Regions from separate parts of the Homo sapiens genome. Here region 2 is linked to region 1. A link is an interaction called in ENCODE POLR2A ChIA-PET data of the cell type or tissue named here. Cell type or tissue: GM12878. All regions are shown on one strand.

Evidence for each region. Peaks named below come from ENCODE experiments on the same cell type or tissue, not always from the same donor. Only the 100,000 strongest peaks of a DNase experiment are listed, where the experiment ranks them.
Region 2: POLR2A ChIA-PET joins it to region 1 with 12 read pairs; 2 of 35 experiments call an interaction of 5 or more read pairs at or near these places.

The regions. Positions count from the first base shown.
Region 1 is chr12:68,443,058-68,451,057 of GRCh38, forward strand. The region is part of intron 1 of LINC02384 (long intergenic non-protein coding RNA 2384); the gene reads right to left. Among named protein-coding and RNA genes, the nearest start is that of LINC02384, 4.4 kb to the right of the region's middle. RefSeq lists a silencer at 4,212-4,506. In GM12878, no CTCF peak of the experiment used is centred here; DNase peaks (open chromatin) are centred at 4,495 and 7,876; H3K4me3 peaks cover 835 bases; H3K27ac peaks cover 834 bases.
Region 2 is chr12:68,837,403-68,845,402 of GRCh38, forward strand. MDM2 (MDM2 proto-oncogene) reads left to right here. Exons shown (of 11, transcript NM_002392.6): 11 at 1,872-8,000. The coding sequence ends at 2,447. It also overlaps a transcript of CPM not described here. Among named protein-coding and RNA genes, the nearest start is that of MDM2, 33 kb to the left of the region's middle. In GM12878, no CTCF peak of the experiment used is centred here; no DNase peak of the experiment used is centred here.

The DNA of each region.
Region 1 (8,000 bases):
CTAGGCGAAGGTTCCCAACCCTCAATTCTTGACTTCTACGCATCCACAGGCTCAACACCATGTGGAAGCTACCAAGGCTTGGGGATTCCACCCTCTGAAGCCACAGCCCAAGCTATATGTTAGCCCCTTTCAGCCACAGCTGGAGTGGCTGGGACACAGGGCACAAAGTCCCTAGGCTGCACACAGCACAGGGACCCCAGGCCACTTTTTCCTTCTGGTCCTCTAGGCCTGTGATGGGAGGGACTGCCGTGAAGGTCTCTGACATGGCCTGGAGACATTTCTCCATGTTCTTGGGTATTAACATTAGGCTCCTTGCTACTTATGCAAATTTCTGCAGCTGGCTTGAATTTCTCTCCAGAAAGTGGATTTTTCTTTTCTACTGCATTGTCAGGCTGCAAATTTTCTGAACTTTCATGCTCTGTTTCCCTTTTTAAATGGAATGCTTTTAACAGCACCCAAGTCACCTTTTGAATGCTTTGCTGCTTAGGAATTTCTTCCGCCAGATACCCTAAATCATCTCTCTCAAGTTCCAAGTTCCACAGATCTCCAGGGCAGGGATAAAATGCTGCAAGTCTCTTTGCTAAAACATAACAAGAGTCACCTTTGCTCTGGTCCCCAACAAGTTCCTCATCTCCATCTGAGACCACCTCAGCCTGGACCTTATTGTTCATATCACTGTCAGCATTTTTGTCAAAGCCATTCAACAAGTCTCTAGGAGGTTCCAAACTTCCCCACATTTTCTTGTCTTCTTCTGAGCTCTCCAAACTGTTCCAACCTCTGCCTGTTACCCAGTTCCAAAGTTGCTTCCACATTTTTGAGTATCTTTTCAGCAACACCCCACTCTCGGTACCAATTTACTGTATTAGTCCATTTTCATGCTGCTGATAAAGACATACCCAAGACTGGAAAGAAAAAGAGGTTTAATTGAACTTACAGTCCCACGTGGCTGAAGAGGCCTCAGGATCATGGTGGGAGGCAAAAGGTATTTCTTACATGGCAGTGGCAAGAGAAAATGAGGAAGAAGCAAAAGCAGAAACCCCTGATAAACCCATCAGATCTCATGAGACTTATTCACTATCATGAGAATAGCATGGGAAAGACCAGCCCACGTGATTCAATTACCTCCCCCTAGGTCACTCCCGCAACATGTGGGAATTCTGGGAGATATAATTCAGCTGAGATTTGAATGGGGACACAGCCAAACCATATCAAAAATTAACATACAAAAATCAGTAGCATCTTTATATACAAACAACAAACTAGCTGAAAAATAAATCAAGAAAGCAACCTCATTTACAATAAGTACACACACATACACACACACACTCTACCTAGGAATGCATTTAATCTAGGAGGTGAAAGACATCTACAAAGAAAACTGTAAAACAGTGATGAAAGAAATTGAAGGGGACACAAAAAAATGAAAAGAAATTCCATGTTCAGAGACTGAGAAAATTAATATTGTTAAATGACTGTACTACCCAAAGAAATATACACTGCAATCCCTATTAGAACAGCAATGACATTCTTCAGTGAAATAGAAAAACACAACACTAAAATTTTTATGAGACATAAGTAATCCTAAGCCAAAGTAATCCTAAGCAAAGGAATAAAGCTGGTGGCATCATACTACCAGACTTCAAAACATACTACAAAGCTATAGTAACCAAAATGGCAAGGTACTGGTATAAAAACACACACATAGAACAATGGAACAGAATTGCTCACTGAGAACAATTCTGAGGATCCAGAAATGAATCCATGTATCTATAGCCAACTGCTTTTGACAAAGGCACCAAGAATATTCATAGGGGAAAAGACAGTCTCTACAATAAATGGTGCTGGGAAAACTGGATATCCATATGCAGAAGAATGAACCTAGACCCCCACATCTCACCTATACACAAACCAACCCTAAATGAATTAAACACCTAAAAGTAAGACCCAAAACTATAAAACTACTAGAAGAAAATAAAGAGGAAATGCTTCAGGACATTAGTCTGGGAAAAGACTTTATGAATGAGACCTCAAAAACACAAGACACAAAAGCAAAAATAAATAGAATGATATCAAACTAAAAAGCTTCTGGGTAGCGAAAAAGAAAAACAATCAACAGAGTGAAAAGATAATCTACAAAATGATAGGAAATATTTACAAACAATTCATCTGACAGATGATTAATATCCAGAATACACAAGAAACTCAAACATCTCAAAAGCAAGAAAAAAAAAATCCAATTAAAACATGGGCAAATGATCCAAACAGAAAAGATGTACAGTTGGCCAACAAATATATGAAAAAATGCTCAGCATCACTAATCATCAGAGAAATGCAAATGAAAACTACAATGAGATATTGTCTATCATCCCAGTTAGGATGGCTATTATCAAAAAGACAAAAAATAACAAATGCAGGTAAGGAGGTAGAGAAAAACGAACTTTTTTTTTTTTTTTTTTGAGACAGAGCCTTGCTCTATCACCCAGGCTGGAGTACGGTGGTGCAATCTCAGCTCACTACAAACTCTGCCTCCTGGGTTCAAGCAATTCTTTTGTCTCAGCCTCCCTAGTAGCTGGGACTACAGGCACATACCACCATGCCTGGCTAATTTTCGTAAAGGAACTATTTACAAAAAAAAACTCTTTATAGCCACTATGGAGAACAGTATGTAAGTTCCTCAGAAAACTACAAATGGAACTACTGTTTGATCCAGTAATCCCATTACAGGGCATTTATCCAAAGGAAAAGAAATGAATATATCACAGAGATATCAGCACTCCTATGTTTATTGCACCACTATTTACAATAGCCAAGATAAGGAATCAACCAAAATGTTTAACAACAGATGAATGGATAAAGAAAATATGGTATATACATGAGATGAAATACTATCCCCCCATTACAAATAATGAAATCCTGTCTTTCATGGCAACATGGATGAAACTGGCAGACATTCTGTTAAGTGAAATAAGCCAGGAACAGACAGAAACACCACGTGTTCTTACTTAAGTGTGGAAGCTAAAAAATGATGATCTCAGAGAAGTAAAAAGTGGAACAGAGGTTACCAGAGGCTGGGAAGAATAGTCAGAACAGGGGGATAGAGAAAGATTTGTTAAAGAATACAAAATTACAGGTAGATAGGAAGAATAAATTCTAGTGTTCTGTGACACTGTAGGATGACTATAGTTAACAATATTATGTTTTTTCAAACAGCAAGAAGAGAGGATATTGACTGTTTCCAACACAAAGAAATAATAAATGTTTGAGATGATGGATGTGCTAATTACCCTGATCTGATCACTCAACATTGTATGTATCAAAACGTCACTATGTACCTTATAAATATGTGCAATTATGTGTCAATTTAAAAATAAAATTTTGTTAAGAGATGATTCTAAGATTTGGGGGTCTAAGACTCCAGGATTTTAGGACTGGTGAGTGCTCAGGTGCTGAGATCCTCACACATGAGTCCTTGCTGCTAGGAGAAGGTTGTCAGAAGCCTCCCTTGGCTGGGAGTAGGTTATCCTCTTCCTGCCCACCTCCCCCAGTGCTGTGTGAATGTAGCTCTTTGTGGCTTAGAGAATGTAAATTTTCATTTTGCATTTCCAGTGTCACATGCTTACCTTATCAGCATGTTCCAGTTTTCAGAATAAATATTTGGAGATGAAAAATAAAGATCATAATGCTTAATATGCCAAATTGACTGAGCCCCGTCTATGTGCCTAGCACTAAGCTAGTTACTTTGCACATGTCACGTTTTTTACCTATTACATGTAGTAATATTACTCCCATGTTACAAGTATAGAAATAGGCTATAGTAGAACTTGACTCCCAACCCAAATCAGTTTGGCTTTACAATTTACAATTTGGCTTAACCTCTATACTTCACTGCTTTCCCAAAGACAGCTACAGGGAAACCTGAAAATAATGAAAGAGAAAAAAAAAAAAAAAAAAAAAAAGCAAAAACTGGCCAGGCCCAGTGGCCCTTGTCTGTAATTCCAGCTATGCGGGAGGAGTGCTTGAGCCCAGGACTTAAAGGCTACACGCAGTGAGCTAGGATTGCACCACTGCACTCCTGCCCAGTAAGACCCTGTCTAAAAAAAAAAAAAAAAAAAAAAAAAAAATACTGACCCTAGGTTCACACTGTTCAACCTCATTCAGATTTGTGACTGGTTTTGTCATGCACCTTCTAGCACCATTTCAGTGTTTCCTCTCTCTAGTCCATAGAATTGATGGTATTTACTGCTCTAGTTTTCAAGGATGGCGTTTACTTCAGTAAGTAAATCAATTACTTCATTAAGAAAATCCTTAGAGCATCAGGGGGCTCAGCAGTAAGAAAGGGTTAACAGCCTCAGGAAGGGCTAAGCTCCCACACCGCAGGTGGTGTCAGAAGAACAGGAATAATGAGGCTGGGGAATGCCCACCCTCCGGAAGCTTTTCTGTACATCTAAATAGAGCAGAAAGTAAACGTTGACAAGAGGAAACTGTCAGGTAAATTAATTTGAAAAGTGCAGGTTTTGTTTTCTTTTCCTTTCAATGGGTGAGAATTCAAAGCATAAGGCAGGAGAACGAGTTAAAAATACTATGACTAGTATGACAGTAGCCAACTGATGCTTGCACAATAGAAAGGGCATCATGGGTTACACAAGAGGATTGTAAAAAATGTGCAAAAAAATAAGAGGACAGGGGCAGGAATGGCTGATCAAACACACTAACACCATGGGATCTTCAAAGGTTCAAAATATAACCACATTGTGACATTATAAAATAACTATATAGGATTCCAAAACATGAAGGTTTTTAAATAAAAGTATTTGTCCCTTAGGGTAAAGTCAGACATCCTTATCTTGGCTTGCATAGCCCTCTACAGTTTATCTCCCAAGCCTCATCCCTTCTACTGCCATGAACGACAACTTTGCAGAACCTCCTGAATTACTTTCATTTGTTGTCAGGCCCTCACTCTTTCTTCCAGGCCCTTACTTCTCTTCTCTGACACCTAAGTTCAGGCAGGGTCTCCTAGTTACACCTTCTGACAACTCTATGCTAATGTATTATCCTATAAATATTAAATAACATCTGTTTCCTGCTAGAATCTACTCTCCAAGGGCAGGGTCCATATCTGCTTTGTTTATTGCTATATTGTCAACTATGGTACAGTTATGAATAATTGAATGAATGCTGGTGGACATCTGGGTTCCAAACCGTCCAACTGAATGATATATAAGGCAACAATTGCTTCTTCAGTTTATGTATCAGTCAGGGTTTGACATGAAAAACAGAACCAGCAGAAAATTTTTGTTTGTTTGTTTTTGTTTTTTAATATATCCATTTATTTTTTACAAAGAATTATCTTACACAACTGTAGGAGCTGGCTAAGCAGGCCTGACATCCACAAGGCAGGTAATCAGAAAGGGAAAGCCATAAGCAGGCTAGACTACCACAAGGATGAGCTCAGTGATGAGGATGTCATGCAGAAGTCAGGGCTCTTTGTCATGGAGCTGTACACATACACTTAACCCAAGAGTCAGTGAAATTGGAAGTAGATACATCTGAAAAGTAAAGGAATTATAAACTAGCTGCTGCTTCACACCAACAAGGCAAATCAGCAGATCAGCAACAACATGAGTGTTTTTGTCCCAAAACGTAGAAAAGTTCTACAACTTTCCTTCTGCTCTACTACTTGGAATCTCCGACCTCAGGGAGAGTATAGATCAAGCTTATCCAAACCACTTTATTTTGTAGTTGTTGTTCTGTTTGTTTTTGTTTTAGGCTTTTAGCAACCTGAAGCCATAGTTTTTAGTTTCCGTCTCTAGTAATAAGCAGAAAAGAGGGATGAGGAAGGGGCTTTTCTGGCCCAATGAGAAACAGAAACTAAGAACCCATGACTGTACTCTCTCCCTTAGACACCCCTGGTCTAGACTCTCTTTTAAAAAGCTTTTAACTGATTAAGTCACATAGAATAATATCTCTTTTGACTAATTTAAAGTCAACTGATTAGGGACTTTACAGCTGCAAAATCCCTTCACAGCAGCACCTAGATTAGTGTTTCAATAATTAGGAGAAGGTACGTGCGTGCTACAAAATAGCTGCTGCCTCACTTCCATCTTCCAATTTTTGCAAGAGACTCTCCCTTGTAGACCACCCTAGTCAGAAACATACTAGAAAAGGAGCTCTGGGGGATGTGATTTATCCAAGCCAAAGCAGACACACCACGAAACCATCACAGGTCACATCATATAACTACCTCTTTAACCTTGAATGAAAGAAATTAATAAAAGAAACCAGTGATATTCAGAAGTAAGGGGAACCACTTTGTTATAGAAATAGTGCTGATTCTGCAGATGCAAAGGAAAAGAACAAATCTGGATAGGAGGGCAGAGCTAACAACCTTAGAGGAGCATGCTTCCAAGAAGTAGAGGAGGTATAGGGGAGCTCTCAGAGCAAACATGGAAGTGATAAGCATGTATTCCTATCAAAGATGGGGAAACTTCATTCCAAGACAAGCTGGAATGTTGGTGTTTACCAATAAACGCTTGTTAAATGAACTGATAAATCAATGAACCAATGAATAAATGCTGCCTTAAGCTTAAGCCCTGTGCTAAACTACAGAGGTATGGTGATATCTTAGTCTGTTCAGGCTACTATAACAAAATACCTTAAATGGGTAATTTATAAATAACAGAAATGTATTGCTTACAGTTCTGGAGAGTGGAAAGTCTAGGATCAAGGTAACAGCAGACTTGGTGTCTGGACTTGCTCTATGCTTCAAAACTGGTGCCTTCTTGTTATATTACCAAATGGCAGTAAGGGCAAGGCACCTCTTTTAAGAGGGCACTGTGATGGTTAATACTGAGTGTCAATTTGATTGGATTGAAGGATGCAAAGGATTAATCCTGGGTGTGTCTGTGAGGGTGTTGCCAAAGGAGATTAACATTTGAGTCAGTGGGCTGGGAAAGGTAGACCCACCCTTAATCTGGGTGGGCACCATCTAATCAGCTGCCAGTGTGGCCAGAATATAAAGCAGGCAGAAAAATGTGAAAAGGCTAGACTGACCTAGCCTCCCAGCCTAAATCTTTCTCCACTGCTGGATGTTTCCTGCCTTTGAACATTGAATTCCAAGTTCTTCAGCTTTGGCACTTGGACTGGCTTCCTCGTTCCTCAGCTTGCAGACAGCCTGGTATGGGACCTCATGATCGTATAAGTTAATACTACTTAACAAACTCATATATATATATATATATATATATATATATATATATATATGAATGTGTTTTATATATATATATATGAATGTGTTTTATATATATATATGAATGTGTTTTTTATATATATATATATATCCTATTACATATCCTTAACAAACTCATATATATATATATATATATATATATATATATATATGAGTTTGTTTTATATATATATATCCTATTAGTTCTGTCCCTCTAGAGAACCCTGACTAACACAGGCACTGATCCATGACTTAATCACTTCCCAAAAGGACTCACCTCTTCATACTATCACATTGGGTATTAGTTCCAACATATGAATTTGAGGGGGACACTAACATTTAGACAATAGCAGGTGGTAAAAAAGACACATTGTCCTCACCTTATGGAGGTTCCCTAAGGGTGGAAGGGATGGAAGATATACAAGGATTAAACAGTTCAAGCTACAGGACAAGGGTTGTCTTAAGAAAGATGGCTTGACTGAGAGAAAGCAAATTGGTGTTCTTCAGTCTTTTCATGGGTGCTAGATACTTCCTTGTTGCCATTTCTGCATTGCCAGAGCCACACACACACACACACAGAACACAATAGACTTTGTACAGCTTCCAGTGCAAAATTAGAAACCAGAGCTCAATATCTAGTTGACAGTGACAATATGGTTATTAGAAAAGCCTAAGTATGACATGTCTTGAATAATCAATGATTGAATCATGTGCCTTTAAGCTTAGCTTATGCCAAATGCCTCCAGGAAAGGTTATTTAAAAAAAAAAAAACTCA
Region 2 (8,000 bases), 390 kb after region 1:
AGGCTGGAGTGCAGTGATGTGATCATGGCTCACTGCAGCCCCCACCTCCCAGGCTCAAGTGATCCTCCCACCTCAGCCTCCTGAGTAGCTGGAATAACAGGTGCATGCCATCACACCCCAGCTAATTTTTGTATTTTTTGTAGAAATGTCACCATGTTGCCCAGGATGGTCTTGAACTCCTGGGCTCAAGTGATCCACCTGCCTCAGTCTCCCAAAGTGCAAGGATTACAGGTGTGAGCCATCACACCCAGCCAAATGTAAACATTTTTATTACTGATTTGTATTATAGAATGTGGTAGGATTTGCCATTAAAGAAATTAACACTTAAATGTTTACATCTCATGCATACTTCACTGAGTTCCTGAGGTATTATAGGTTTTTTTAAAACTATTGTGCTTTAGTTTTTGTTCTTAATATTGCCTTTATTATATTTGAATAGGAAATAAATTCCATTTTTTCTGAGTTATAGACAGTTACTAATTATTCAAGTGCAAAAAAGGATGAAAATTCAAGAGTTTCCAAAATTTTTACTGTATTAGAAAATAAATAACTAATTGAATCATTTGATGTCAAGTTGAGTAAAATATTTTAGATACTTTTAATTTTTTAAATCTATTTTAAGACTCAAATTATTTTAGATATTCATCTTGGAATTTATTGGACTTTTTGATGCACTTTTACTCCCATATTGCAAGACCTTTTTCTTTGGTTTTATGAGCTGTGAAAAACCCCCTTCTATAACTTGAAAAAAGAAGAATGAATAGTCTATCTTTATTGCTCCTGTCTTAACATCATTTGTGAGGCAATCTCAAAATGGTTACGGAAATACCTCTTACTTAAGAGTTTTCACTTGTTAAATGTCCTCAGGCAAGAACCATGCTTCAGCTAAGGCAAGAAGATAGGTTATGTAAAAAGGCTGGGGATGTGGGAGAGTTTGTTATCCAAATTGCATGGTGGAAAGGTTTGTGGGATAAAACGTTGGGAAAAGGAAGAAGCATTGAGCAGTTACAAAGATGAGAACACAGGAAAGGATAGACAGGTAAAGGAAAGGATATTACGGTTAGTGACCAAGGATGATAGGTTTTAGCAGCAATACTTGCTGTGAAAAATGTTTTAGCATTTCTCTTGTGGATGGAGTTAGGGAATACTCAGTTAAGCCATGGTTTTAGAGTACTTCTAAGGTAGTTCTAGTCACTGGTGGATTAGGAAGTCTTTCTCGAGGAGGCAGGTTTCATCTAGATTGATGGGATGGACTCTTGGAATAGCGCCTAGGGTTGAGCCTTTAAGGGAGTGGATATAGGCTGCATGACAGAGTAAAAGATCCCATAGACTTGCTTCAACTAAAGGAAGCAACTGCATTTGTATCCTGAAACAGATAACTTTATAGGTACATGATTAATATCACATCACAGTTAATATATTTTTAGTTTAGAATTTTTCAGGATGGTAAGGGTGAAAAAAATGGGTGTACTTACTCTACTTTAGGAGAGACTGTTACATATTGACCTTTAAAAATCTGTTTTGTGTATAATTGAGACATATAACGTGATGTTTTGACACACATGTAAATAGTGAAATGATCACTACAGTCAAGCAAATTAATGTAATCCATTATCTTGAATAGTTAACCTTTCTTGTGTGTATGGTTAAAATACCTAAAATCTATTCTTTTAGTAAATTTCCAGTATACCAATATATAACTAACTATAGTCCTCATGCTGTTTACAGTGACTATTTTATATAAAACATGAAACACTGAATATTGAGCCCTATGATATACTTTACCTTAGACATAGCAAAGTTGCTAGCATTCCTGTGACTGAGCAGTTAAAGGGTTACAGAAACTGACTGTGTGTCTTATTTCATTGAAGGACTATTGGAAATGCACTTCATGCAATGAAATGAATCCCCCCCTTCCATCACATTGCAACAGATGTTGGGCCCTTCGTGAGAATTGGCTTCCTGAAGATAAAGGGAAAGATAAAGGGGAAATCTCTGAGAAAGCCAAACTGGAAAACTCAACACAAGCTGAAGAGGGCTTTGATGTTCCTGATTGTAAAAAAACTATAGTGAATGATTCCAGAGAGTCATGTGTTGAGGAAAATGATGATAAAATTACACAAGCTTCACAATCACAAGAAAGTGAAGACTATTCTCAGCCATCAACTTCTAGTAGCATTATTTATAGCAGCCAAGAAGATGTGAAAGAGTTTGAAAGGGAAGAAACCCAAGACAAAGAAGAGAGTGTGGAATCTAGTTTGCCCCTTAATGCCATTGAACCTTGTGTGATTTGTCAAGGTCGACCTAAAAATGGTTGCATTGTCCATGGCAAAACAGGACATCTTATGGCCTGCTTTACATGTGCAAAGAAGCTAAAGAAAAGGAATAAGCCCTGCCCAGTATGTAGACAACCAATTCAAATGATTGTGCTAACTTATTTCCCCTAGTTGACCTGTCTATAAGAGAATTATATATTTCTAACTATATAACCCTAGGAATTTAGACAACCTGAAATTTATTCACATATATCAAAGTGAGAAAATGCCTCAATTCACATAGATTTCTTCTCTTTAGTATAATTGACCTACTTTGGTAGTGGAATAGTGAATACTTACTATAATTTGACTTGAATATGTAGCTCATCCTTTACACCAACTCCTAATTTTAAATAATTTCTACTCTGTCTTAAATGAGAAGTACTTGGTTTTTTTTTTTCTTAAATATGTATATGACATTTAAATGTAACTTATTATTTTTTTTGAGACCGAGTCTTGCTCTGTTACCCAGGCTGGAGTGCAGTGGCGTGATCTTGGCTCACTGCAAGCTCTGCCTCCCGGGTTCGCACCATTCTCCTGCCTCAGCCTCCCAATTAGCTTGGCCTACAGTCATCTGCCACCACACCTGGCTAATTTTTTGTACTTTTAGTAGAGACAGGGTTTCACCGTGTTAGCCAGGATGGTCTCGATCTCCTGACCTCGTGATCCGCCCACCTCGGCCTCCCAAAGTGCTGGGATTACAGGCATGAGCCACCGCGTCCGGCCTAAATGTCACTTAGTACCTTTGATATAAAGAGAAAATGTGTGAAAGATTTAGTTTTTTGTTTTTTTGTTTGTTTGTTTGTTTGTTTGTTTTGAGATGAGTCTCTCTGTCGCCCAGGCTGGAGTGCAGTGTCATGATCTAGCAGTCTCCGCTTCCCGGGTTCAAGCCATTCTCCTGGCTCAGCCTCTGGAGCAGCTGGGATTACAGGCATGCACCACCATGCCCAGCTAATTTTTGTATTTTTAGTAGAGATAGGGTTTCACCATGTTGGCCAGGCTGGTCACGAACTCCTGACCTCAAGTGAGGTCACCCGCCTCGGCCTCCCGAAGTGCTGGGATTGCAGATGTGAGCCACCATGTCCAGCCAAGAATTAGTATTTAAATTTTAGATACTCTTTTTTTTTTTTTTTTTTTTTTTTTTTGAGACAGAGTCTTGCTCCATCACCCATGCTAGAGTGCAGTGGAGTGATCTCGGCTCACTGCAACTTCCGCCTTCTGGGTTCAAGCTATTCTCCTGCCTCAGCCTTCCAAGTAACTGGGATTACAGGCATGTACCACCATACCAGCTGATTTTTTTGTATTTTTAGTAAAGACAGGGTTTCACCATGTTAGCCAGGCTGATCTTGAACTCCTAAACTCAAGTGATCTACTCACCTCAGCCTCCCAAAATGCTGGGATTACAGATGTGAGGCACCTGGCCTCAGATTTTTGATACTCTTAAACCTTCTGATCCTTAGTTTCTCTCTCCAAAATACTCTTTCTAGGTTAAAAAAAAAAAGGCTCTTATATTTGGTGCTATGTAAATGAAAATGTTTTTTAGGTTTTCTTGATTTAACAATAGAGACAGGGTCTCCCTGTGTTGCCCAGGCTGGTCTCGAACTCCTGGGCTCAAGAGATCCTCCTGTCTTGGCCTCGCAAAGTGCTAAGTAGGATTACAGGCGTTAGCCACCACACCCGGCTGTAAAAATGTACTTATTCTCCAGCCTCTTTTGTATAAACCATAGTAAGGGATGGGAGTAATGATGTTATCTGTGAAAATAGCCACCATTTACCCGTAAGACAAAACTTGTTAAAGCCTCCTGAGTCTAACCTAGATTACATCAGGCCCTTTTTCACACACAAAAAAATCCTTTATGGGATTTAATGGAATCTGTTGTTTCCCCCTAAGTTGAAAAACAACTCTAAGACACTTTAAAGTACCTTCTTGGCCTGGGTTACATGGTTCCCAGCCTAGGTTTCAGACTTTTGCTTAAGGCCAGTTTTAGAAACCCGTGAATTCAGAAAAGTTAATTCAGAAATTTGATAAACAGAATTGTTATTTAAAAACTAACTGGAAAGATTGTTAAGTTCTTTCTGAATTATTCAGAAATTATGCATCATTTTCCTTCAAGAATGACAGGGTCAGCATGTGGAATTCCAAGATACCTCTTGACTTCCTCTCAAGCTCCGTGTTTGGTCAGTGGAGGCCCATCCGAGCTCAGCACTGAGAAGTGTTAGTTTCTTTGGGACCCATCTACCCTGACCACATCATGATGTTCATCTGCAGCTGTTGCAAGGTGTTCAGATTGTATAAACATAAATGTCACAAAAACTTTAAAAGAAGTGCAATTCTCAAAAGGTTAGGTGGACTAAAGCATTCTGTAAAGCAACTGCTAATAATGAGCTTACAGTGGATTTGAATTTGAAAAATATAGTAACAAGCCTGTCAAATATCTGCAAGAACTATGGAATAAAACTACTGATGCAGTGAAGACAGTTGAAAAGATCAAACAAATGCCAAGCTATATTTATAATGAACAAATTCAAGAAAAAGGACTACGGAAAGTTCAGGACATCAAAGAAGTCAGGCAAAACTCATCTTGACCCCTGTTGCAGGCAAAGGAACGCAGCTGGAAGAAAAGATGATATAACAGTTAACAGGATGCAGACATGGCAGAGGTTTCCTAAAAATCTCATTATCTATAACCATTTCTATATTTACATTTGAAAATCTCCTTTGGAGACTTAGAACCTCTAAATTATTGACTTATTTTTTATATAAGGTCACTCCGATGAAAGGTGATTACAAAATCATCTACATTGCTGTCTACAAAACAGATAATATGGATGTTTGATCGCATCTCATTGTTAACTCTTTACTGATATGTTTGTAAATACAGAAGTGAAATGTGGACATAAAATAGTTACGCTATTTGGTTAATGGTACTAGACAACATGTAATTAATGACATTCAAAAATTTATGGCTAGTGATATATATAAAGTAAAATTTTCTTTGCAGTAAAATATGCCCTTTATTATAGAAGGGAGGATATAAGGAACCAACAGTTTGTATGAAAATAGCTCAAATAATATCTTTTATTTTGATTTTAATATTTCTTATTTTGGTTTATTAGTGTCTTAGAACAAAATGGCCTTATATAATGAAGCCTAGTTATGCTGGACTGTTTTGATCTCTTTTAATTGTTCTGACAGATAGTTGGGGATGAGAGCCGAATAAGGTTTGCCTGAAATAACTGACACTATATAATTTCTGCTTTGGCAAATACTAAGTTCTAACTTGTCATTCCTGGTAGAACAAGCTTTATTTTTCGAGCCTAGCAATGATCTAGAAGCAGATGTTATCTCAGTGCCTTTTGCAATTTGTTGTGTGGGTTTTTTTTTTTTTAAAGCCACACAATAATTTTGGAAAACAATGTATGGGTAGAACATGTGTCTGTTAATTGCACACAAAACCACTTTTAATGGGTACAGAGTTAAATTTGAAGGAATAAGTTCTAGCTGAAGTATTATGAACTCCAAATAATGCTTTGAGGACCTCCAAAGGTAAAAGTACTAATCCCTTTGGCCATTTATTGAGAGAGAGAGAGAGAGAGAGTAGGGTGACTATAGTTAATGTATTGAATGTTCTTGCTACAAATAAATGATATTTGAGCTGATGGGTGTGCTAATTACACTGATTTGATCAATACCCATTGTATGTGAAACAGTACATACACCATATTTACAATTATGTATTTAACATTTAAAATTTCTAATATAAGTATCTCTCAAACTGTGGATTAACTTCTTGATTTATATTTAAATATGAATCTTAAGCAAAACAGTGAAAATAACCATCTTGATTTAGTGTTTTTCTCCCATATGTGAATTGTATATACTTAGGTGAAGACAATAAAATCAACTGAACTGTAAGCTTAGAATAGGACTGAGGTAATTCTGCACAGCAACTTTACTAATGGTACATTGTTGCTTCAAAACTCTCTCTCTCTCTCTCTGTCTGTCTCAATAAATGGCCAAAGGGATTAGTAGTTTACCTGTGGAGGTCCTCCAAGCATTATTTGGAGTTGATAATACTTCAGCTACAACCAAGCAGAATCTCTTTTTTTTGGAGGTCCTCGAAGCATTATTTGGAGTTGATAATACTTCAGCTTCAATTTGGAGTTGATAATATTTCAGCTAGAACCTAGTAGAATCTGTTTTTTTCCTTTGGAGGTCCTCAAAGCATTATTGGAGTTCATAATACTGAAGCTAGAACCAAGCAGAATCTGTTTTTTTCTGAGGAGTATCGGTAGCATAAATGTGATTATAAACATAGTACACTTGATATATGGAGGCAGTGACAGCTATTTTTACAAAATTTAAATCTGCAAATGGATTCAACATGTTTATGGGTTATTAAAATTGTCTGATTTCTTAGGTTCTTTATAGTACACGTGTTGAAAATAAATGATTAAGAATTGTTTCAAGAATGCAATTATTTGATCTTAAATTTTTATGAGTTGTTAAAATAGAAATTATTTGAATATCATATATTTGGGTAACAAAAGGCACAAGTCTGAATGTGTTTCTTTTTCTGGAATGGCCATGCCTGCCCACTTTAGAAATACAAATATCACTGGGCAGCTTGAAGCAGTTGGGAGCCTCCAATGAGAGCAACTTGAGAGAATGATGTTGCAAGTTAGTAGGAGTAAGAAATGCTGTGTTCTCCCTGTCTTCTCTTAGGTCACATGGCAGCCTGGCCTAAGTGATCGTGAATGGTCTATAAGGGAGGTAGCTGGGACAGGGAGGGGAGTTTGGGCTAGCCACCGTACCACTTGTCAGCGTGAAAAGTAAGATTGTAATTGCCTGTTTAGTTTTCTGCCTCATCTTTGAAAGTTCCACCAAGCTGGGAACCTCTTGATTGTGAGGCACAAATGTAAGTACATCAGAAAAAAACAAAAAAACTGGCTTTAAAGCAGGAGCTTGTGGGCCCCTAAGCCAGACGGGGACTAGCTTTTGGCATTATATAATTAAGATTTTTTAAATCCTTAATAAGGGTTTTATTTTATTTTTATTTATTTTTTGAGACGGAGTCTTGCTCTGTGGCTCAGGCTGGAGTACAGTGGTGCAATCTTGGCTCACTGCAACCTCTGCCTCCTGGCTGTGTTCAAGTGGTTCTGCTTCAGCCTCCCAAGTAGCTGGGGTTAGAGCACCCTGTCACCACGCCCCGCTAATTTTTGTATTTCTAGCAGAGATGAAGTTTCACTATGTTGGCCAGGCTGGGCTCAAACTCCTGACCTCAAGTGATCTGCCCGCCTTGGCCCCCCAAAGTGCTGTGATTACAGGCGTGAGCCGCCACGCCCAGCCTAATAAGGGTTTTAAAGATAATTAGTGTGTAGGTCTGTAGGCTTATGATGGTAACCACAAGTTGTTAATGGCATTGTGAAAAGTTTTTAGTTGCGCTTTATGGGTGGATGCTGAATTACATTTTGATTTGATACTTATAAAAAGAAAAAGTATTTCTTCAGCTTAAAAAATTGTTTAAAAGTTTGTGATCATATTGTCTACCATGTAGCCAGCTTTCAATTATATGTAAGAGGGACTTTTTGACATTTACAAATAATACTTTGAGGTAGATATCTGAAAGCACCAGCACTTGGAAGGTGTTCAGAAGTAACAAATTATAAAATGAGCTAACAAAC